Linked DNA regions of Homo sapiens: region 1 is linked to region 2. Evidence: read pairs that join two places in POLR2A ChIA-PET (ENCODE). Cell type or tissue: Panc1. All regions are shown on one strand. Each heading gives the region's core, and the rest is flanking DNA. Links, peaks and the distances in the headings are about the cores only.

The links. Peaks named below come from ENCODE experiments on the same cell type or tissue, not always from the same donor. Only the 100,000 strongest peaks of a DNase experiment are listed, where the experiment ranks them.
Region 1: POLR2A ChIA-PET joins it to region 2 with 12 read pairs; 4 of 35 experiments call an interaction of 5 or more read pairs at or near these places.

What each region holds. Positions count from the first base shown.
Region 1 is chr6:133,977,264-133,988,448 of GRCh38, forward strand. TBPL1 (TATA-box binding protein like 1) reads left to right here. Exons shown (of 7, transcript NM_004865.4): 2 at 2,819-2,997; 3 at 5,305-5,387; 4 at 5,554-5,617; 5 at 7,113-7,216; 6 at 7,314-7,408; 7 at 9,698-11,185. The coding sequence starts at 2,863. The coding sequence ends at 9,777. SLC2A12 (solute carrier family 2 member 12) reads right to left here. Exons shown (of 5, transcript NM_145176.3): 5 at 10,318-11,185. LOC128092253 (umcharacterized LOC128092253) reads left to right here. Exons shown (of 2, transcript NM_001414965.1): 2 at 2,819-2,825. The coding sequence ends at 2,825. Among named protein-coding and RNA genes, the nearest start is that of TBPL1, 30 kb to the left of the region's middle. RefSeq lists an enhancer at 6,202-6,371. In Panc1, for the core only: no CTCF peak of the experiment used is centred there; no DNase peak of the experiment used is centred there; H3K27ac peaks cover 479 bases.
Region 2 is chr6:134,103,569-134,114,937 of GRCh38, forward strand. The region is part of intron 2 of LOC124901404 (a long non-coding RNA gene); the gene reads left to right. It also overlaps the pseudogene HMGA1P7. Among named protein-coding and RNA genes, the nearest start is that of SLC2A12, 57 kb to the left of the region's middle. In Panc1, for the core only: a CTCF peak has its summit at 7,718 (motif pointing right); DNase peaks (open chromatin) are centred at 6,213 and 7,738; H3K27ac peaks cover 1,984 bases.

The DNA of each region.
Region 1 (11,185 bases), core at 3,172-11,171, 130 kb before region 2:
GCTTTTCAGGTTACTCATATTATAAAAATATGAATACTTAGTAACTTATGAACTATTCCCATGACCTTATTTTTAAAATTTAAGTTGCTGAAATGATGAAAAATCACCAATTTTGAATTTCAAGGCTTCTTTTTTGCATTCACACAGATTTTCTTTACCCCTTTTTTTCTTGACTTAGTTTTACTTATATTGTCCTTAGTGTTGTCCCCTCAGGCAGAACTCAAAGTAGTAAATTCAGAGTAGAGTAGAACTCAAAGTAGTAAATCTGAGTCAATTTGTTTTCTCCTGTTTGATATAAAAACAAGTAAAATAGTAAATTTGATAGTTGATTCGCATGAAGTTTCTTCTTCAGTAGTTGCCTTGTGGTAGCTTATCCTCAAGGGATGTGCAACAGTTAGGATTAGGTTTGGCTGTATATCACAGAAATCCAACATGAGGGAAACTGATTTTTCTCTCATACTCATGAGGTCTAGAATTAAGAAGAACAGGGATAATAAGGAGATTCACAGCGTCAGGGGCCAGGCTGCTTCTATCTTGTTGTTCTACCATCCTCATCCTCATTGTCTCGTGGTGCAAAATTGGCTACTTGAGCTCTAGCTCTCATATCCAACCTCTAGACAGCAAGAATGAAAAAGGGCAGAAAGGCAAAGGAGCCCTTGCTGGCTTAGTTGGTTGCTCTAAGTAGACTTCCCAGAGGATACATAACCATTTTATTTTATGTCTCATTGACCAGAACATATTCAGGTGGCCAGTTGGCTATACCAGTTGTTGCCAGGGAGGCTGACATCTATAGTATTTTATTTCTGCCACATTGTACCCAGCTAAACATCTGAGCTCTGATCATTATGAAGGCAAGGTGGAATGGATGTTGGGGTAAGCAGCCAGGAGCCTAGCAGAAAACCTGCTGCTGTCCAGATGGCTCAGTAACTGGGCTCTAATGTAATCATGGGAAGTAGTGCTAAGAAATCCTCTGCCTGTTGATTTGAACTTATTTCATCAATAATTACTGTCATTTACTGTTACAATATCCTAGATATATATGCTAAGTACTTTTCATACATTATATAATTTTCACAACACTGCTGTGTGGTAGGCATGGTCTATTCCATGTTACAATATGAGAACACTGAGACACAGGTTACATAACTTGCCCAAGTTCTGATAGCTATTAAGTGGTGAGTCAGACATTGCACGTGCTTAAGACCAATGGTAATAAACTGGCCCTGTGCCTCTGCTTTTTAATCTGTCTGCTTATATATCTATCCATCAGTTCCTATTGTCACCCCTGCCTCACTCCTCATACGTAAAAATTATTTGAGGTAGCTCAAACATGCACAAATAACAGAAAAACAAAAAGATACACAGATTGAGGGGAATATGGGAATACAAGAGTGAAAAAATATAATGAAGTTGAGGTACAATTGATACACAGAATTGAATGCCATATGGTCTTATAGAGGTGTCAGAAGTCTTGGTCTGGTTTGCCACTGTGTTCTATCAGAAACTTAAAGGCAGAGAAACAAGACCTTCTTTATTTAGACTCTTGGCCCCTTCACTGTTTTAGTTATATAATAATTTGAATCCTTATTATAAAGAATACTAGTTTTTTACATTGTGGCTGCAAGGAATTTTAAAAACAACTATAGTATGTTTTTATCATTTTCTGATCTTTTTGTGAGTTAAGTCAAATTGCCATTGTTTATTTTTTGAAGTGTGAAAATGCAAAGAGAGAATTTTTTAGCTGGGTCATGAGTCACGTACTTAGTAAAAACTGGGGCTTGTTTGTTTGTATAAATCATAGGAGTCTCGGCAAATACATGTTGGAAGATTCTGATCTTGATAAAAATGGTATTATGCAAATTACTTGGTAGAGCTCCTCCTGTACACCCAAGTTTGCAAACTCCTTGAGGACAAAAGACTTTGCCTTAATCATTTTTTTCCCTCCATTATCTTCAGTGTATAGGTGTTCAGAAAGAAAATAATGAATGAATGGTTAGTAATGAGAAAAGTCTGTTAGTAAATGTTATTCATATTTTTGCTGCTTTAAACTTAAGTCAGTTACTCTGCTTGAAATAGAAGTATGTCATATTTTTTATAGTACCAGCAAGTTGCATGAGAAGGGTTATATGCCACTAATGGTTAGACATTGGAACCAGAGTCCAACCCTTGAACGTGGTGCATTTGGGGATTTGTCATTACTGTGGTACACCTGGAACGTAGTGTTTGTAGAGGTGAATAGCAGGAGATAAGTCTGGCAAGCTCCTGTCAAGTAAAAGTTACTTTTTAGTTTAAGGAATGAAAGTTAGGCCTAGATTTTGAAATATATTAGATGTCATGTTAGCTTTTTTAAAAATGACATTTTTAGTGGGGAAAAGAAAGGACATGATTTGGTTTGTTTGTTTTGACAGAGTCTCACTCTGTCTCACAGGCTGGAATGCAGTGGTACGATCTCGGCTCACTGCAACCTCCGCCTCCCAGGTTCAAGTGATTCTCCCACCTCAGCCTCCCTAGTAGCTGGGATTACAGACATGCACCATCATGCCCGGCTAATTTTTGTATTTTTAGTAGAGACCAGGTTTCACTATGTTGGCCAGTCTGGTTTTGAACTCCTGACCTCAGATGATCCAACCACCTTGGCCTCCCAAAGTGCTGGGATTACAGACATGAGCCACTGTGCCCGGCCAGGGACATGATTTGATTCTAGTAACATTTGAAAAATAAATAATATAGATTCATTTTTTACATTTCAATTTCAAAATTGTGAAAAGTGAATTAACAACATTTAAGTTTAATGACTTTATTTTGTTTTATTTCTCAGGATGTGATCTTCGTGGTGGAAAGCTAAATTTTAAAACCACCCCAATGGATGCAGACAGTGATGTTGCATTGGACATTCTAATTACAAATGTAGTCTGTGTTTTTAGAACAAGATGTCATTTAAACTTAAGGAAGATTGCTTTGGAAGGAGCAAATGTAATTTATAAACGTGATGTTGGAGTAAGTATCTGAGTTTTCGTATTTGTACTACATAGCCTAATTTTATAGTTCTATGACTAATACTAAAATGTATTCATTCTACAGATAGTTTATGAGCACCTTACCATGTGCTGGTTGTCCTGGATACAGAAGTGAGCCCTGTAAAAGCAATCCCTCCTCTCATGGAGGTGCAAGCTTTTGTACATAGAGTGCTGGTACCTGAATCAGCAAAGAACTCATTGGTTACAGAGACATTTTATTGCTCTCTCAATTTATTTTAACTGAAGAAAGGGACCTTTATATTCGCACATGTACCTATTCAAATATGATTATATTTGAATTATATTTGAATGATGCCTTAATATATATTATAATTTTTATAATATTTTAATTGTCATATTCTTTAACAAAGGTAGATGGTTTTCTTTCATAACAAACTGCTGAAAATAATATGATTTATATCTTAACCTGGACATCTTAAATTTTAGTTTTTGTTAAACCTGTAATATTTTAAAGCCTGAATATTAATAAGTAATAATAAAACCTTAGTGTTTTGAGATTAACATTATAAAAGACATTGGATGTCATTATAAACCAAAGATTGACGAGAGGAATATGTATTTTACACATTTGTTATGAAAATTAAGAATGTATCTCAAGGCTCTATTTAGCTTTAAAAATTAGATGCCAGGATACCTATGTAAATTGCCATTAATTAATTAATTTTTTTTTTTTTTTTTTTTTTTTGAGACGGAGTCTCACTCTTCCGCCAGGCTGGAGTGCAATGCAGTGGCATGATCACAGCTCACTGCAACCTCTGCCTCCCAGGTTCAAGCAATTCTCCTGTCTCAGCCTCCCAAGTAGCTAGGATTACAGGTGCACACCACCACGCTCAGCTAATTTTTGTATTTTTAGTAGAGACGGGGTTTCACCGTGTTGGCCAGGATGGTCTCAATCTCTTGACCTTGTGATCCACCCACCTCAGCCTTCCAAAGTACTGGGATTATAGGCGTGAGCCACCGTGCCTGGCCGTCATTAATTCTTAGTACTAGAAACTAAGTAAAGATGAATTAAATTCAATTAAAAATTTCAGTGACTCACAAAGATTTTCAAGTTTGTCAGCAATCCCATCCTTCCTTTAGAAAAGTAATAAATATGTCTGCTCAAAAGTTTAGAGAGGAATATGCCTAACACTGCTTTGGTACTTCAGCATGACATATGGAAAGGAAGTAGTTTTTTTAAGGCAGGTTAATTGAAAATTCTGAGTTGATAGACAAGCTGGTGATGGTGAGAGACAATTAAATGTAGGATAAACTCAGTCAAGTGTTTCTCAGTCACTTGTATATGAAATTTTATAATGTATTTTAGTTCAAATTTTATCTTGATCTTTGGTGAATTTTGAGTCTGCCCAGATTTAATAGCTTTCTAGTTTGATAATATGGCATATGACAGAGAATGAAGAACACAAAATGTAACAAAAATTTTAAGCAGAAACATCTGATTCATTTATGTTAGTCAGTGAGCATTTATGTCTTTCTTACATAGAATGAGCATCTAACAAATATTTCCATTAATGAAAAGTTGGAATGAAAATTTAAATTTGCATATTTTCTTGGAGCTTAGTCCTTGACCTATTTATACACACTCTGTAGTTATTTCATTGTAACCCATAGCTTTAAATGAATTTCCAATTACATCTCCAGCTCCAACATTTCTCCTTTATTCAAGATGCCGATGTTGAACTTGAGTATGTAATAAGCATCTCAACTCTAGGATGCAATATAAAGTAGTGATGGGTACCATGAAGCAGCAGAAAGCAGAATTAGGAATTAGAAAGCAATGAAGGGATGGGTGTTTCAGGGAAATGATTAGGGAGGGCCTCTCTTCAGGAGGTGACATCTGGTAAGAGACCTGAATGAAGTGAGAATATTGAGGGGATAATATTCCAAATGAAAGCAACAGCTACTGCAAAGCTTCTGAAGCATGAACAGATTTGGTGTGTGTGAAGAACCATGCAAGTTCCAGTTATATGACTGGGGTGGAATGAGAGTTGAATTGTTTATATACTTGGAGTACATTGATTTCAAGTATATAGAGTGAGAGATTTCTATACACCTTGTATTTTTAATTAATCAAATGTCTTTTTGGATTAATATGTTCTTTGTGTTTGGTATTGTACTTGATTTCAGAATGGTAGATTTGGAGAGCAGTTATTGCAGTCTTGGATAAGCTTGGAGAGTAGTATTTGGACATTAATATGACTATATAGAACAGAACCTTATGTGAAAAATAATGCTTATGAGGTAATCAGATTTTTTTTCCCCCCAGAAAGTATTAATGAAGCTTAGAAAACCTAGAATTACAGCTACAATTTGGTCCTCAGGAAAAATTATTTGCACTGGAGCAACAAGGTAAATGCTACTTGGGTTTTTTGTTTTTATTTTTTACTTTTTCCCTCATGGAAAGGACATTTTCCTAGACTTAACAGCAAAATCATATGTAAAGTTTGTTATGTTCCTCAGTATAACATTTATTTCCTGTGTAACTGATAATCTTTTTCTTTCCTTAAAACCGTAGTGAAGAAGAAGCTAAATTTGGTGCCAGACGCTTAGCCCGTAGTCTGCAGAAACTAGGTTTTCAGGTAACGTTTTCAAATAGTATCTAAACTACAAATATTCAAGGACTTATTTTTATAGAATTAAAAATTGTAATAGACTCAAGAAATCACTATGCGTACTATTCTTATGATTAAACTTTTTCTAGGTTTTTTAATACTGCCCTTCAGTGTGAAAATTAGTAGCAAAATTTGGCTATGTGGGTATTTGTAAAGGATCCTAGCTTTTTCCCTAATTCCTTTCCCATAAAGAGACTTGTTTCCTCACAAGTTAATTTCCTTTTCAACTCTTTTTTAAGTGTTTTCACCTCTGACGTACACAAACAAAATGGTTTTTGGTCATCTCAAGAATGCCAGGTCAGAATGGTGAATAGAGAATGGCAGAGGCCGTTGACATGGACACACCAGCTGGCAGGCTCTCACACTTGTAACGTGACTGTCACTGGCATGTCAGCCTCATCACTATAACTTGATAGAGGTATACCTTTGAATAAAACGATTACATATTATGGACTTGCTAGGTCACTTGCAAATGATGAATAAATGAAAGATAAAGATGAGAATGGTCCCTGAAGATGAGGGCAAGGCTGTTTGGGATTGAGACAAGTTTGTAGAAGTGGGGATAGGAAGTTACCTTTCCCTCTGATGACTCAGTCTCTCTGAAGTAGAGGGTGATAGGAAGAGACTGAACGGCTGGTGGGGAGTGGGGGTTGGTGCTTGAGAAGGGTGGCAGTAGAGAGAGGCTTGAGTTGTACTGTGATTTGAGAGTGCTGCCACTTTGCGGTTTCCTGGCTTTGCGCAACTGCTGTGTGCAAGGCTGAGTTGAAGGATAGTTCGCTCACCCAAAATTGTGGTTTTAGGAGGAATGTTTGAAAAGATAATGAGATGAAACGAAGATGTTGGTTGGAGTGGCCAAAGTTATTAATGTTAACAGCATTATTTTCAGCCTTGGAACTTCTTTTCTTAGTGTAACATTAGAAGTGTTGAGAGAAATCCCAATTAGTTAGAAACAAATTTATCACTCTATCCCCAGAAAGAAAATAAACATCTAGCTAATCTCACAGAAATGTCATTTTGCCTTATTGCATATGAGAAAAACATCTGACTTTTGGAGCCCAGTGTACACTCTGTATTTACTGACTTTAAAGTGACATCTTTTCCATTTTTACTCTAGCAGGATGACCTGGACTTAAATTTTTTTTCCCTCACTATTCTCTCTCCTTTCTCAGTAGTTTTAAATATTTCACTTAAAGTATTAAAAAATTAAACATATGATTAGAAAGACCCATACTGTTTTGATCATGCAAATACCTCAGTTTTTAATTTTTTTAATGGAGTTTTTGAGCTTTTTAAAAAACTGAATTAAAGCTTTCCATGCTACACAACTTACAGTACTAAACATACACTTAAAATGTTTTTGTTTTATCTTGTTTGCTCTTGTTTTTAAGGATTGCCATTATGAGCAGATTTTTTGTTTGTTTGTTTCAAAATAAATTTATTGAATTTTACTTCTCTCCTAAAGGTAATATTTACAGATTTTAAGGTTGTTAACGTTCTGGCAGTGTGTAACATGCCATTTGAAATCCGTTTGCCAGAATTCACAAAGAACAATAGACCTCATGCCAGGTAAGTCTTTGAAGCAATTTATCTTGAGAAATTACCAAATTTGAAATTACTAGTCAGGGTATAAATATTTATATTAATTGTGGCTTATTTTGTGTAGTTACGAACCTGAACTTCATCCTGCTGTGTGCTATCGGATAAAATCTCTAAGAGCTACATTACAGATTTTTTCAACAGGAAGTATCACAGTAACAGGTATTCTATGATATTGAAACCACACTTATCAATTATGGATTGAATGATACAAGATGCTCATACCAAGATAGAAATAATGTGTGATTTGTTCCTTTCAGTCACTTCTGCCCTTTAGAGGAACCAGTCTCCTGACTTTTAACACTAGATGCATTTTGCCTACTTTTGTACTATTTATAAATGTTACACTTACTATTTTGTGTCTTTTTTCACTCAGCATTATCTTAGTGAGTTTCATCTATATTATATTCTATGTAGCTGTATGTAGATCATTCGTTCTTATTGGGCATTTGAGTAGTTTCCAGTTGGAGCTTTAAAAATATTCTGGTAGGCCAGGTGCATTGGTTCATGCCTGTAAGCCCAGCACTTGGAAGGCTGAGGCGGGCTTATCACAAGGTCAAGAGATCAAGACCATCCTGGCCAACATGGTGAAACCCCGTCTCTACTAAAAATACAAAATATTAGCTGGGCGTGGTGGTGAACGCCTGTAGTCCCAGCTATTCGGGAGGCTAAGGCAAGAGAATCATTTGAACCCAGGAGGCGGAGGTTGCAGCGAGCTGAGATCGCACCACTGCACTCCAGACTGGCAACAGAGTGAGACTCTGTCTAAAAAAAAAAAAAAAAAAAAAATATATATATATATATATATATATATATATATATATATATACACACATATATTTTCTGGTATATGTATCCATAGTATGATTTTTTTTTTGTAAATTCATGATATCTTACATTTAAAATTCTCATGAGAAACTCATAAATTTCACAGAGGTTTTACATAAGCAAAATATTAAATATAATTGGTACCTGTTTGTTATGTTTGTCTTGCTATATCTTTTAATCTTTATTTGGAGAAAGGGTGGTTTCAGAAAACTAGGCATTCATGTCAGAGAGTAGCATTAGCATGCTGTGTGACATTTTAATGGTACTATGATTATAAATTGTACAGAGGCATTGCTTGGGAGTCAGGCCCAACCTTAGGCAAAAAAGAATTAAAGAAAATGTCTTTAATGTCCTTGAGCTTTGTTTTTTCTTTCTTCAATCCACAGAGGAAAATAATTTAGTCTCTCAACAAATAAACTTTAGTTTTGACTCATCCCATGGGTTTTTCCATCTTCCTTGGGGACTTTCAAAACGTATTCCCAAGATCCCACCTGCATCTTAAATATGGGATGATAGGAGACGAGTCTGTTTGTTCCCTTCTTTCAGCTCTCTGTTTCTACACTTTGGAGCATGGATGTCTGAGAAGCCACAAAGCCTATTGAACAATCTCTACTAAGTATATAATAAAACAATGCATATGTAAAACTCTGTATTTACTGAGTTACTAGATATTAAACAAAACAATAACAAACTGAAGACAATTCACCTGGTTAAGCAGTATGCATTATTTACTTAGATCAGGAATAGCCTATGAAATGTTACTGAATTGGTTCCCATGAACAAAGCATAGCAAGGTGGGGGTAAAGTGAGTCAGGAAGGACCTGACCAAGATAGGATGTGTGGTTAGGACTTTCAGAGAGTTTACAGTGGGTGGATTTGTTAGTTTCCTGGGTCTTTCAAAAGAGGTTAAGTGTGTATTGGTGAAGCCATTTTTATTCAAAATTTTATGAGAATAGTTTTCATTGTCCTTTTTTATGTTTCTTTTTAGCGATTTAAATGAAAGATTACATTTTTATAAAGTTGTTCAAGAATTAGCATAATGCATGGTCACCTCGTAGCCTTGTGCTTTTTTTGTTTTCTATTGACTTGTATACGCTCTGAGGGTGAAATGACCAGATTGGTAATAAATATGTGGATACCCAGTGGTGGTAAATCTGTGGGGATTTTTAAACCAGCATTCTGGTTTCCCAACATTTTGGTAGCAGCTTTGTTTCACTCTGCTGTGTTCCTCCATATCCCTGAGCCTCTGTTGTAGCCTAACCAGAAGCCAGATGATAGTGACTTAAAGGATAGCTGTTATTTAGTCCCATTTGTTACTCCTTCCTTTCATGTACATATTATATTACAGTGCTTTTTATATTAGTCCATGATAGTTTGTATGCCCTAAAACAAAGTGAATAACCTCATTTTGTGTTTCATATGTCCTTTAATTGCCCAGAACAAAATCTGTATTACTTTTACTTATTATGGCTATGTGTATAATTATATGTCTAGTTTTCTTTTTTTTAACAGTTAACTTGATATTCTATACCACTTGAATATTTTTAATTCTGGAAAATCAGTTTTTCCTAGTGCTCCCTTTTCCAACTCTTCTCACTCCTTCCTCCATTGTGTTTATTACAGGGCCCAATGTAAAGGCTGTTGCTACTGCTGTGGAACAGATTTACCCATTTGTGTTTGAAAGCAGGAAAGAAATTTTATAATTCACCACTTAATTGGTTAGAATCTCTAACTGAGCACCTTTTAAACCTGCTGCACATTGGACTCAAAAGGAAAACTGGACCAACAATAATTGAGGAAATAGACTCTTTTATTCATTCACGGCTACAGTGTAAGCTCCAGTCCCTTTGGATTTTATTCCAAACCTTGCTGTAATATAAAAGGAAGTTTACAAGACATGATATTGCTGCTTTTACAAAAGGACATTCTATTTATTTTCGCAGTAATTCTCATGTCCCCATAAGCAGAGCTGTCACAGTGTGCACTACCTTAGATTGTTTTATTGTCGTCATTGTTATTTTTTTCCATTTTGAGCTAATGTGTTTTATTTGTGAATAGTCTTTTACATTTTTGTATGCTGAATATGGGCACCAAAGAACCTGTAAAAGTTATCTTTTTCAATTGAATGTGCACAAATAAAAGTTTGGAAAAGATCTCTCTTCATTCTATAACTTTTATTCCCCATTTTCTATTTTAACAAAAATTGTATTCATACTTCTTTTTTTTAAAATCTATGCAAGCTTAAGACTTTGGCTAAAGTGTGTTGGCTTCTTTTTGAAGTGTATTTTGTGTGTGTGTGTGTGTGTGTGTGTATATATATATATATATATGCACCACATGTGTATAGTATCTTTTAATGCTCTGTTACCAAATAACAAATAGGAATTTTTTTTCTTGCAGATTAGAAATAAAAACGTGTATATAAACTCTAGGGAACCAGACTAGAAGTTTATAGATAAAGGATAATGTTTTATGTTGCTAATTTAATATGATAGAAAATGTTAAATAACTTGTAAAGGTTAAGAAATTGTAGTTTTAAGAAGAGAAACCTCTTACCCACTAGATGGAAATGAGAAAGAAGCTGTGATGAATGGTGCCTCATTTGGACCTTTGTTTTTCTGGAAAGACTCAACACCTGTAGTTGTAGAGAAGTGATTGAGGTTCTTGACTTTAATCTTGGGTTGATGCCCAAGCCTATACTAAGAGTCTTGTCAGAAGTTGGTAACATGGAGATGTTTTAACAAGAAGTGCCCATAAGCTGCCTCTGTGCCACAGTGTAATTATCAAATAGCCCCACTTGAATTTGAAAGCCATTTTGTGTGATACTGTCCTTCCCCTTGCTGTATCTTATTTAATGGAGTTAAAGAGTGACTATTCAGTATATGAGATTGCTACTCTTAAAGTTATAATAAATATGCATTTATGAAACAGTGTCTCTGGCTCACCCAGGAGCCCTGATGTGGTAATACAGGATCAAGCTGTAGTTGTGCCCTGTCATTTAGGTTTAGGAGTTTAGTGTAACCAACAGTGATTATACCTAGAAATAAAGCTGAGTGGAGAGTCCAATTAGCTTCTCAGGAGAAACTTAATGGGGACAATATTCCAACACAA
Region 2 (11,369 bases), core at 2,114-10,113:
ATGCCCATATGATGTCTATTTCCCAGGAATTCTTTGAAATTTCTGTTTCATTGATGGCACCCTTCTCCAGTTACCATATTCCTATCTCTGGCTGTTATTTTTGTCAGGAGAGGTGCTAAATATTTTTGTTACTGGATAATCTGTAGTGCTTGTTATGTTAGACTAGAAGGAAGGAAAGCAACTTTTCCACCCCTACTGATATTTGTTAGAAAAAAGTAAGGCTCTCAGGAGGCTGAAGTAGGGGAATCACTTGAACCCGAGAGGTGGAGGTTGCAGTGAGCCGAGATCGCGCCACTCCACTCCAGCCTGGTGACAGAGTGAGACTCTGTCTAAAAAAATAATAATAATAAATAAGGCTTAGATTTCTGGGAGATATGTTTTTCTGCACTGTCCTCTAGCTCTAAATAAGCACAAAACTACTCTTAAACTTCTTCGTTTTCTAGGAATTTTGCTGAAGAAAGCTTCACCATTTTGTTTGGAAGATTAGGCACATCAAGGAATTAAGCTGTAGCTGCCATGGATATGGGCATGCGCTTGGAGGAAGGGATGATAATAGTTACAGAAATATGGTGTCATCTTGTATATTTTATGCAAACCAAGTCAACTGACATAAAAGTCTACATTTTAATTGGAGTAATGGGGCACCCAAAGTCATTGGACTATAACAATTTCTTATAAAATTATTATATATATTTCTTTTATAGGAAGGAAATTCATTTTGATAGTTTCAGTTTACTTGCTCCAATAACTTTTTCCTTCAAAAATGGTTACTGGATTGGGCATTCTTGTGACACTATAGACATTATGTCACTTTTGATAAGTTTTAATTTTGAGAAGCCACATTCTCCACTGGTGACCAATTTTGGCTAAGTTACATCTATTCTGTAAAATTAAAAGAAAGTTTTAAAAAATCCATCTAGGAAATTGTCCCTCAAAATTATGCTGCACTCCAATGAGATTTATCATAGGTTTTAGGAAAAGCTTCTGTGTTGGTGCCCATCAATATGGAATTCCTTACTATGGTCAACAGTCAATTTAAATTGTAAATGTGTCATTTGAGTTACATAGTTATAGTAGTTCTGCAGATAACACTGGTCATCTTGCATTGAAGAGACCAGGATGTTCTTTTGATATAGTAACATTTTCTTTTCTTTTTTTTTTTTGAAATGAAGTCTTGCTCTGTTGCCCAGGCTGGAGTGCAATGGCACAATCTTGGCTCACTGCAACCTCCACCTCCCAGGTTCAAGCAATTCTCCTGCCTCAGCCTCCCAAGTAGCTGGGATTACAGGTGCACACCACCCTGCCCAGCTAAGTTTTGTACTTTTAGTAGAGGCAGGGTTTCACCATGTTGGCCAGGCTGGTCTGGAACTCCTGACGTTGTGATCCACCGGCCTCGGCCTCCCAAAGTGCTGGGATTATAGGCGTGAGCCACCACGTCCAGCCACGTTTTCTTTTAAAAATAGTGCTGTTATATCTAACGTAAACAAAGAATTGATATTGACTTTTAGCTTTGGCTCATAGGTGGAACAGACTTTGTGTTGAGAAAAATCATAATAGTTCTAGTATTTTCTATGTAGACAAGTTGGCATTAATATCAATAGACTGCCATTTGGTGTCAATTAGATATCATAAACACAATTTGTTTTTCCTCAAAGACTTTCTTCTTGCCTTTGATGATTTCAAAGGCATTATGTACACTGAATTCTTTTGTTTATAACATTAATTTCACTTAAAATATCATGTCCCATTAATACTGACAAAATGAATTTGGTGACTTTTTTTTCAGAAGTATAATTTTTGCTTGTATTCTAGTGCCTATTAATACATTAATATTTTCTAAAAGCAATTGCATACTTCTACTTGAGATTTTGTATTAACTTTCCAATTGTGTTTTAAAGTTTTTAAATGTATCCCTGTTAAATGTTTTTACATATATTCCATCATTTCATTGTAGACTAAAATTAATACTTTTTAAAGATCTCCTACTGAAAACTGTTGTTTTTCTATTTGCATTTCTGGCATTGTTTTCAATGTATATATACACATAGTTGTCCCTCATTCTCCATGGGGGATTGGTTTCAGGACCTCCTGTGGATACCAAAATCCACCGAGCTCAAGTCCCTGATATAAATTTACATATAACCTGTGCATATCCTCCTGTGTGTTTTAAATCATCTCTTGATTACTTATAATACCTAATACAATGTAATACTACGTAAGCAGTTGTTTTTATACTGAATTGTTAGGAAATAACGACAAGAAGTCTGTACATATTCAGTACAGATGCAACTAAAAAAAAATTCTGATCCTAAGTTGACTGAATCCATGGATGTGGAACCCACAGATTCAGAGGGCTATTGACAGAGGGAGGGACAGAGAGAGAGAGAGATCACAGATCTGGTTGCTTACTCTTTGCATGCCTTCAAGGGAGTCTGGAACCAAGATTGGCCTTTGGCCAACCCCTGGGAATGTGGCCCTTAGAATGTTCTTTATGTTAGTGATTGATGATTTTGTTGTTTACACCTAGAGCAGTGGACCATGCTATACCAGCTTGTCAGGTTGCTTTGCACAAACATCAAGATAGATAAGGTGCCCCCATTCTCATTGCCAAGGTTCTGAGTCTCAGTTACAATGGCTGGTTTGATTGCAGGATATGCCTGTAGGGTCAGCACCCCATAAAAGCTTCCAACCCTGAGATCTGAATGGCTTTCCGGGGCATATATACTCCACACATGTCAATGAAGCTCATTAAGAGTGAAAAAGCACATTCTCTGTAGCTTCATATGAGAAAGGACTCAGAAGCCCTTTCTAGCCTATCTGTATTTCACCAGGACATATATTTTTCCTGCTGTTTTGCTCTGTATTCATTGCTGTGAGATATCTTCTCCATGAATATAACCTGCTATTGAGCCTGTAAGTCCTTCTAGTGAATCACCAAACTTGAAGCAATTATGAGAGTATCAAAGCATCATATTAGCAGCCCTATAATCTACTGGACAAAATTCCCCCAAATGTTCAAGTCTAGAAATGTTTGCATTTTGGGAATCTACAAATCCAGACATAATTATCTGAATTATATGGCTTACTTACATCAGGAGTTTTATCTAAAATGACTAAGTAATTAGCATTTCCTAACTCTCCAAAATTATTTTATTTATCCCATCTTCTATAACTTGAATCACTTGGTTTTGTATTTCATTAACATTCAGTTTCTGTATAAATGTTCATATAAAATTATGCTACGGTTTCTGCTAAGGGAGTAAAATTTCCCATATCACACTCAAAACATTTTTGGATGATCTTTTTGTGCTAGATGTTGTTTTGCTAAAATCTGAGTCATGTGTATACACACTGAGTTACAGCCAATATTTTTCCTTATATAGTCTCTGCAGCATTCATGTTTTTTTCAAATCAGATTTTAATTTCAAAGACACACGACTATTATTGAAGTCTTATGAAAACTAATTGCTCAATTAACTTTCTATTGCTGCATGACAAATTACCACAAGTTTAGTGACTTAAAACAATACCCACTTACCAGTTCACCGTTCTGTGTAGGTCAAAAGTCCAGGCACTTTGCAGCTGGGTTGTCTGCTCAGGTTCTCACAAGACTGAAATCAAGGATGGACCAGCTTCATCCTTACCTGGAGTTCAGGGTCCTCTTTCATCTCACTCAGGATATGGGCAGAACTCACTTCCTTGTAGTTTTAGGACTGTGGTCCCTGTTCTTTTGCTGGTTGTCAGCCAGGGCGATACTTAGCTCTGAGGGGCCATTCTGAGTCCCTTGTCATGTAGTACCCTTTGTCTTTAAAGGCAGCAATAGAGAATCTTCCTTGTGCTAGAGGCTTCTTACATTTAAAATCTCTGTCTCCAGGAAGAGCTCAGTCCCTTTTCAAGGGCACATCTGATTAGGTCAGGCCAACTGAATATAACCTCCCTTTCTTAAAGTCAACTACAGTAATCTAGCCATAGGAGTGACTATTCTATTATATTTACAGTTCAGTCTCATACTCAAAAGGAGGGAATTACACAGGTTGTGTACGTCAAGGGGCAGCAACCTTGGGGACCAGCTTAGCATTCTACCTTCTGAGGCAGGAGAAAAGGGTCTGGAGGCAGGGAACGTAAGGCTGATTTGCGCCGACTTCCTAGAGCTAAATCAAAAGGAAAACTCCAACTTTCCATGCCCAAGTAACAAAAGAGCCAAAGGCTACTCCCTTTGCAACCCCCATCTTTTCTGTGTGGCAGATAAAAAACTGAAAATACCTCTGACTGGTCCCCTCCTACAACCAATCAGCCTGGTCGCCGGGCCAGGTCTTCATTTGCATAGGAGTATAACTTTGTAACTTCACTTCAGTCTCTGATTGATTGGTCACTGTCCACAACCAAACAGACTGATCACAGGGCACTACTTCATTTACATAGGGTGTACACAAAGTAACCAATGGGAAACCTCTAAAGGGTATTTGAACCCCAGAAAATTCTATACCCACTAAATAACAAATTCCCATTTTCTCCTCCCAATATTTTTTCAATTTTAAATCAATTTAACTTGTTAATTTTTATAATTATAAAATTTCTTCCAGCACTTTGGGAGGCCAAGGCAGGAGGATCGCTTGAACCCAGGAGCTCAAGACCAGCCTGAGCAACATGGGGAAACCCTGTCTCTACCAAAAAAAAAAAAAAAAATTGGTGGGTGCAGTGGTGCATGCCTGCGGTCCCCAGCTATTCAGAAGGCTAAGGCAGGAGAATCACCTGAGCCCAGAGCAAGACCCTATCTTAAACAAAAACAAAAACAAAAACAAACAAACAAAAAACCAATAGCAAGAAAAACAATGGCTATAATGCAATTAGCCTATCATTATATTAAAATATTTAGTTTATGTCTATAATTCTCATTTTGTTGATTATTGTATTAGTCCATTTTCACACTGCTAATAAAGACACACCCGAGACTGGGTAATTTATACAGGAAAAGGGTTTAATGGACTCACAGTTCCACGTGGCCAGGGAGGCCTCACAATCCTGGGGGAAGGTGAAAGGCACATCTCACATGGTGGCAGACAAGAGAAGGGAGCTTGTGTAGGGAAACTCCCCTTTATAAAACTATCAGATCTCATGAGCCTTATTTGCTGTCATGAGAACAGCATGGGAAAGACCTGCCCTCATGATTCAATCACTTTCTCTTGGGTCCCTCCCACAACACATGGGAATTCAAGATGAGATTTGGGTAGGGACACAGACAAACCATATCAATTATCAAGAGTTATTATATCATAATTCACATCACTGATAATAGAAATACCTGTAGATTTAAATTGAGAACTCAGCAATAAAATTCTGGAATAGTAAACAAACAGCAGATTCTATGAATTGCATTATGAAATGTCAAATTTAACATATGCATTAATACTGATAAAATATTTTTTTACAACAGAGATGCATCAGCTTATCAATTGGAAAGGCAGCTCCTTATTTAGATGCACAGGTTATTTTAGTATTGTTTGGTCAACAAGGTCATTAGATGATCAAACTTGCTTCTCTGAAATCAGCACTGAAGTTCTGTTACTTATATAATACATGTGCATTCTCAAGTACACCTATCTTCTCCTTAGGCCCTTATTATCTCACTTTATTCTACTGCATTAGTCTCCTATGTGACTTCTCTCTGAGACTTCTTTGGGCTTCAGTCCACTCTTGATATCGTTGCCAAATTAATTTTCCTAACACCAAATTCTGATCTTGTCAACCACAACTGAAAAATACTGAATGAATTTTCATGGCTTAGAATAATGGTTCTCAAATGTTGCTAAAAGTTAGCATCAGCTGGAGAGCTTTCAAAATTCTGATGCACAAGCCACACTCCAGTCTAATTAAATGAGAACCTTGGGATGGAGTGAAGTGGGGGGCGGGAATGAGACCTAGGCATCAGTAGGTTTGTTTTTTTTTTTTTGAGACGGAGTCTCTCTTTGTGGCCCAGGCTGGAGTGCAGTGGCGTGATCTCGGCTCACTGCAACCTCCACCTCCCTGGTACCAGTTCAAGCAATTATCCCTACCTCAGCCTCTTGAGTAGCTGGGATTACAGGCATGCGCCACCAAGGCATCAGTAGTTTTTAATACAGTCATGCATTGCTTAACGACAGGAAGCGTTAAGAGAAATGTGTCATTAGGCGATTTCATCATTGTGCAAACATCATAGAATGTACTTAAACAATCCTAGATGGTCTACTAGATGTGTGTGGTAGTCTATTGCTCCACAGCTACAATTTGTACAGCATGTTACTGTAATGAATACTGCAGGCAATTGTAACATAAAGGTAAGTATTTGTGCATCTACACATATCTAAACATAGAAAAGACACAATAAAAATATGGTATAAAAGATTTTTTTTTTTTTTTTTTTTTGGAGACAGAGTCTCGCTCTGTCACCCAGGCTGGGGTGCAGTGGTGTGATCTCAGGTCACTGCAACCTCTGCCTTCTGAGCTAAAGAGATTCTCCTGCCTCAGTCTCCCAAGTAGTTGGGACTGCAGGTGCATGCCACTGTGCCCGCCACCACGTGCAGCTAATTTTTGTATTTTTAGTAGCACTTTGGGAGGCCAAGGTGGGCCAGTCACCTGAGGTCAGGAGTTTGAGACAAGTGTGGCCAACATGGCAAAACCCTGTCTCTACTAAAAATACAAAATTAGCTGGACATGGTGGTGAGTGTCTATAATCCCAGCTACTTGGAAGAATCCCTTGAACCTGGGAGGCAGAGGTTGCAGTGAGCCGAGATCGTGCCACTGCACTCCAGCCTGGGCTACAGAGTGAGACTCCCTCTCAAAAAAAAAAAAAAAAAAACCACAGAAAATTTTGCTGCTTCTTACTGAGAACCACTAGGCTAGACTAGTTAGAGATAACCTAATCAGATCAAAAACTTTAAAAATGTTTATTGATTATAATAATAATAAGGTGTGAACCAGGAATGAAAACTCCTTACTTCATCCTACATTGAGAAATGACAAACATTACATTGATGCCTTTACTTTTAGAAACTGCAACAAATTCAAATCTGATTCAGGCTTTCTAGCCTATTACAATTCCCTTGGCCCATGATCTATATGGAGTTGGAAGGGCTCATGTAGCACATGACCTATTATACAGCTTACTGGGGAAACAGGGTCCTATTTCTCAAGCTTCACCAGAGCAGAAACTTCATCTATCTTATTTAAAGATGTATTCTCAGAACCTTGAACAATGTTTCATATTGGATATTTAAAATTTACTTGATAACGAGGCCAGGCGCAATGGCTCATGCCCGTAATCCCAGCACTTTGGGAGGCTGAGGCAGGTGGATTACTTGAGGTCAGCAGTTCAAGACCAGCCTGGCCAATGTGGTGAAACCCCGTCTCTACTAAAAATACAAAAATTAGCCAGGTGTGGTGGCGCACACCTGTAATCCCAGATACTCAGGACGCTGAGGCAGGAGGATCACTTGAACCCTGGAGGTGGAAGTTGCAGTGAGCAGAGATCGTGCCATTGCACTCCAGCCTGGGAAACAGAGCAAGACTTTTCCTCAAAAAAAATTATTTGATAAAGATATGCAATTCTCCAATTAATGATTTGAGATCCATACAATCCTATATAATCACCTCCCCTCCTTTCCTCCTAAATTATAAAAGTCATCCATCTTTCAAACACTAGGTGGCGCTGGTCAGCCCACAGGCACTAAAGGCTCTTTTAAAACTGCCACATGGTGTCCCTGTTGAGCACCAATCCTGCATTCATTCATTCATTCAAGACAGTCTTGCTCTGTCACCCAGGCTGAAGTGCAGTGGAGTGAACATAGCTCACTGACTGCAGACTCAAACTCCTGGGCTTAAGTGATTCTCTCACTTCAGCCTCCTGAGTAGCTGGGACTATAGTTGCACACCACCATGCCTCGCTAATTCTTTTTTGTAGAGACGGGGGTCTCACTATGTTGTCCAGGCTTGTCTTGAACTCCTGGCCTCAAAAGATCCTCCTGCCTTGGCCTCAGCTTCCCAGAGTGCTAAGATTACAAGTGTGAGCCACTATGCCCAGCCTATCTTGCATTTAATCACAGGACTTTTATCTCCCAATGCAATGATGCCTAGTGATGGCTAAAGCTCAGTCTCTCGCAGGTCACAGTCACATACCAACTCTAGACTCTGTATTAGTTTTTCGGGGCTGCCATAACAAATTACCACAAACTGCATGGCTTAGAACAACAGAAATTTATTGTCTCATCGTTTTGGAGGTCAGGAGTCAGAAATCAAGGTGTTAGCAGGGCCTGCATGCTCTAGGGAAGGATCTGTTACAGGCCTGGTAGCTCCCTGGCTTATGACTGCATAATTACAGTATTCACATGGCAGTCTTCCTGTGTGCATATCTCATTCCGCATTTCTCTTTTTATAAGAATACCAGTCAGATTGGGTTAGAGGTCCCCGCTACTCCAGTATGACTTCAACTAATGACATCTGCAACTGCTCTATTCTAAATAAGGTCACATTCTGTGGTACTGCGGTTAGGATTTAAACATGTGAATTCTGGGGAAGGGTGCTATGGTTTAAATATGTGCCCCAAAGTTTATGTGTTGGTAGCTTAATTTTCATTATGACAGTATTAAGACATGGGACCTTTAAGAAGTGATTAGGTTATGAGGGCCCTGTTCTCATGATATGGTGAGGCTTCGTGTCACCACCCAAATCTCATCTTGAATTATAATCCCCATAATCCCCACATGTCAAGGGAGAGACCAGGTAGAGGTAATTGAATCATAGGGGTGGTTTCCCCCATGCTGTTCTCGTGATAGTGAGTTCGTTCTCCCCAGATCTGATGGTTTTATCAGGGGCTCTTCCCCACTCACTCAGCACTTCTCCTTCCTGCCACCTCATGAAAAGGTGCCTTACTTCCCCTTCACTTCCTGCCATGACTGTAAGTTTCCTGAGGCCTCCCCAAACCATGCTGAACTGTAAGTCAATTAACCCTCTTTCCTTTATAAATTACCCAGTCTGGGGCAGTTCCTTATAGCAGCGTGAGAACGGACTAATATACCTCATGATGCAGTAATGCTGCTATCACAGGAGTGAGTTAGTTAATTGCTGCAGTTAGATGTTTGGGCTGTTTTGATGGGCAGGAGGGAGCTCCTGATAAAATGATTTCTGCTCAGTTTCCCCTCTGTCTCTCCTGTGCTCGCTTCTGCCTTCCACCCCTCCACCATGGGGTGACCCTTGCCAAATGCCAGTGCCATGCTGTGGACTTCCCAGCTTCCAGGACTGTGAGCTGAATAAACTTTCTTTACAATTTGCTCAGTCTGTGGTATTCTGTTCCAGCAGCAGAAAACAGACTAAGACAAAGGGACACAATTCAACCCATTACAGGCTCCAACATAAAACCCCCAGCTCAGCCACTGTCCCTCAACGTATCCTGAAGTCCAGAGGGGCTGCCAATGCTTAACCACAAATCTCCAGGTCCTACATGTGAGCCAGGTCATAATTTCCCCTCAAGATTTCTTCCCATGTGGGGGCCATGTGTACAAAGGCCTTGTGTCCACCCTGAGAGATAACTTAAAGTCTCAAATAGAAAAAGCTGCAGAATTTTTCCCCTCTTTTCAGAAAGCCCCTGGTTTTCTTTGGCACATTTCTCCCCTTTAAAACATGCTCCAAAACAAGAAGAGAGGCATAGAGAAGTGCCAGAATCCACCTATCAAAACAGCCCAAACATCTAACTGCAGCAATTTGCTCACTGTTAGGCAAGTGATTCAGACCAATCAAAACCAGACTTTTGTTTCAATTTTGGAGAAGAGAAGTTATCTCCTTTCTCTGGACCTACAGCCAAGAACATCTGAGCCTGAATCTCATCACACATGGAGATACTTTGCTTAAGAGTGAAGCCCAAGCTGGGCACAGTGGCTCACGCCTGTAATCCCAGCACTTTGGGAGGCCGAGGCAGGTGGATCACCTGAGGTCAGGAGTTCGAGACCAGCCTGGCCAAAATGTTGAAACCCCGTCTCTACTAAAAATACAAAAATTAGCCTGGCGTGGTGGTGTACGCCTGTAATCCCAGCTATTCGGGAGGCTGAGGCACGAGAATTGCTTGAACCTGGGAGGAGGAGGCTTCAGTGAACCAAGATTGCACCACTGCACTGCACTGCACTCCAGCCGGAGTGACAGAGCAAGACTCTGTCTCAAAAAAAAAAAAAAAAAAAAAAAAAAAAAAAAAGAATGAAGCCCACACTGCCAGAAGCAGAGCTGAGTGTTAGAGAGAGACTGACTTTAGAACATTCTTTAAGCCTCTGATGCAAAGCCATCTGATGGCTTATTACATGAGCAAAAATTCTCTTTTTATTTTCTTTTTTGTCCCATTCAGGCCAGTTTGAATTAGATTTCTTTTTCTTTCTTTTTTTTTTTTTAGAACAGGATTTTCTTTTTTAACTTAAGTAACTGCAAGTAGGAAGCTAGAGGCAGAGCCCCAAGCTGAGACAAATAATAACTACCCATTCCCCAACCAAACAGGGGGAGAAGGTGGCCCCTCCACCCTTTAGGGTCAATTTGAGTGCCCCTCCTCACTCTGCTGCAGCATCCTAGAGACAGGGCCCTATCTTCCCTGGGACTGGGATAGTCAGTAACCCAGCCAGCCTGCCAAGCTGCAGACCCCCTGTCTCATGGAGGCTATCTTGAGGGAGGGGAATGTGTGCAGAGCAGGAGGCAGAGGGTGAACATTTGGTGCTGGGAGCAGCAGCAATGATAGATGTTGAAGAATGGAACATTGTACAAGAGACAACACAACTGTCCAGTGATAGTTTGTGAACAGAGGAAATGATGGAACCAGAACCCTGTGGGGTAGGGAAGAGCGGGAGGGTTGGGAGCCTGCAGGGCAAGCTCCTTGTTATTAGTGTCCTGTCTGAGGAGGGGGAAATAGACCGAGTGGTGGGAACAGGTAGGGTTGGGTGAGCAACCCCAGGCGGCCTCAGGTGGCTGCCCAGGGAACCTGGGCCTCACCTGAACAACCCGTGACTCTACATCTCCATCACTGCAATGTGTACTCAGAGCCCAGGCTGAGGGCAAGGGAGCTGGGGCCCCTGTGAAAATGGGGTAGGGGTCTCAAACCCTGCCTGCCTTCCTGTACTACAAAGGGAGCTGTCCAACCTGGTGCAGGAACTAGGAAAGGTGGGGGAAGATGAAAGATGGATGTGTGAGCCCCACGTGGTGACAAAGACACAGGTTGGCTGGGGGCATTCTGGGAGCACCCCCCTCCAATGGCCACAGGTGCTGCCTCCAGGACAATAGAGTGGGACATGCCAGAATGAGATGGGGCTTGGGCCTCTTTTATGGCCGGGGAGCCCTCTGGGAAGTCAGAGGAAACAGTGGAGGAG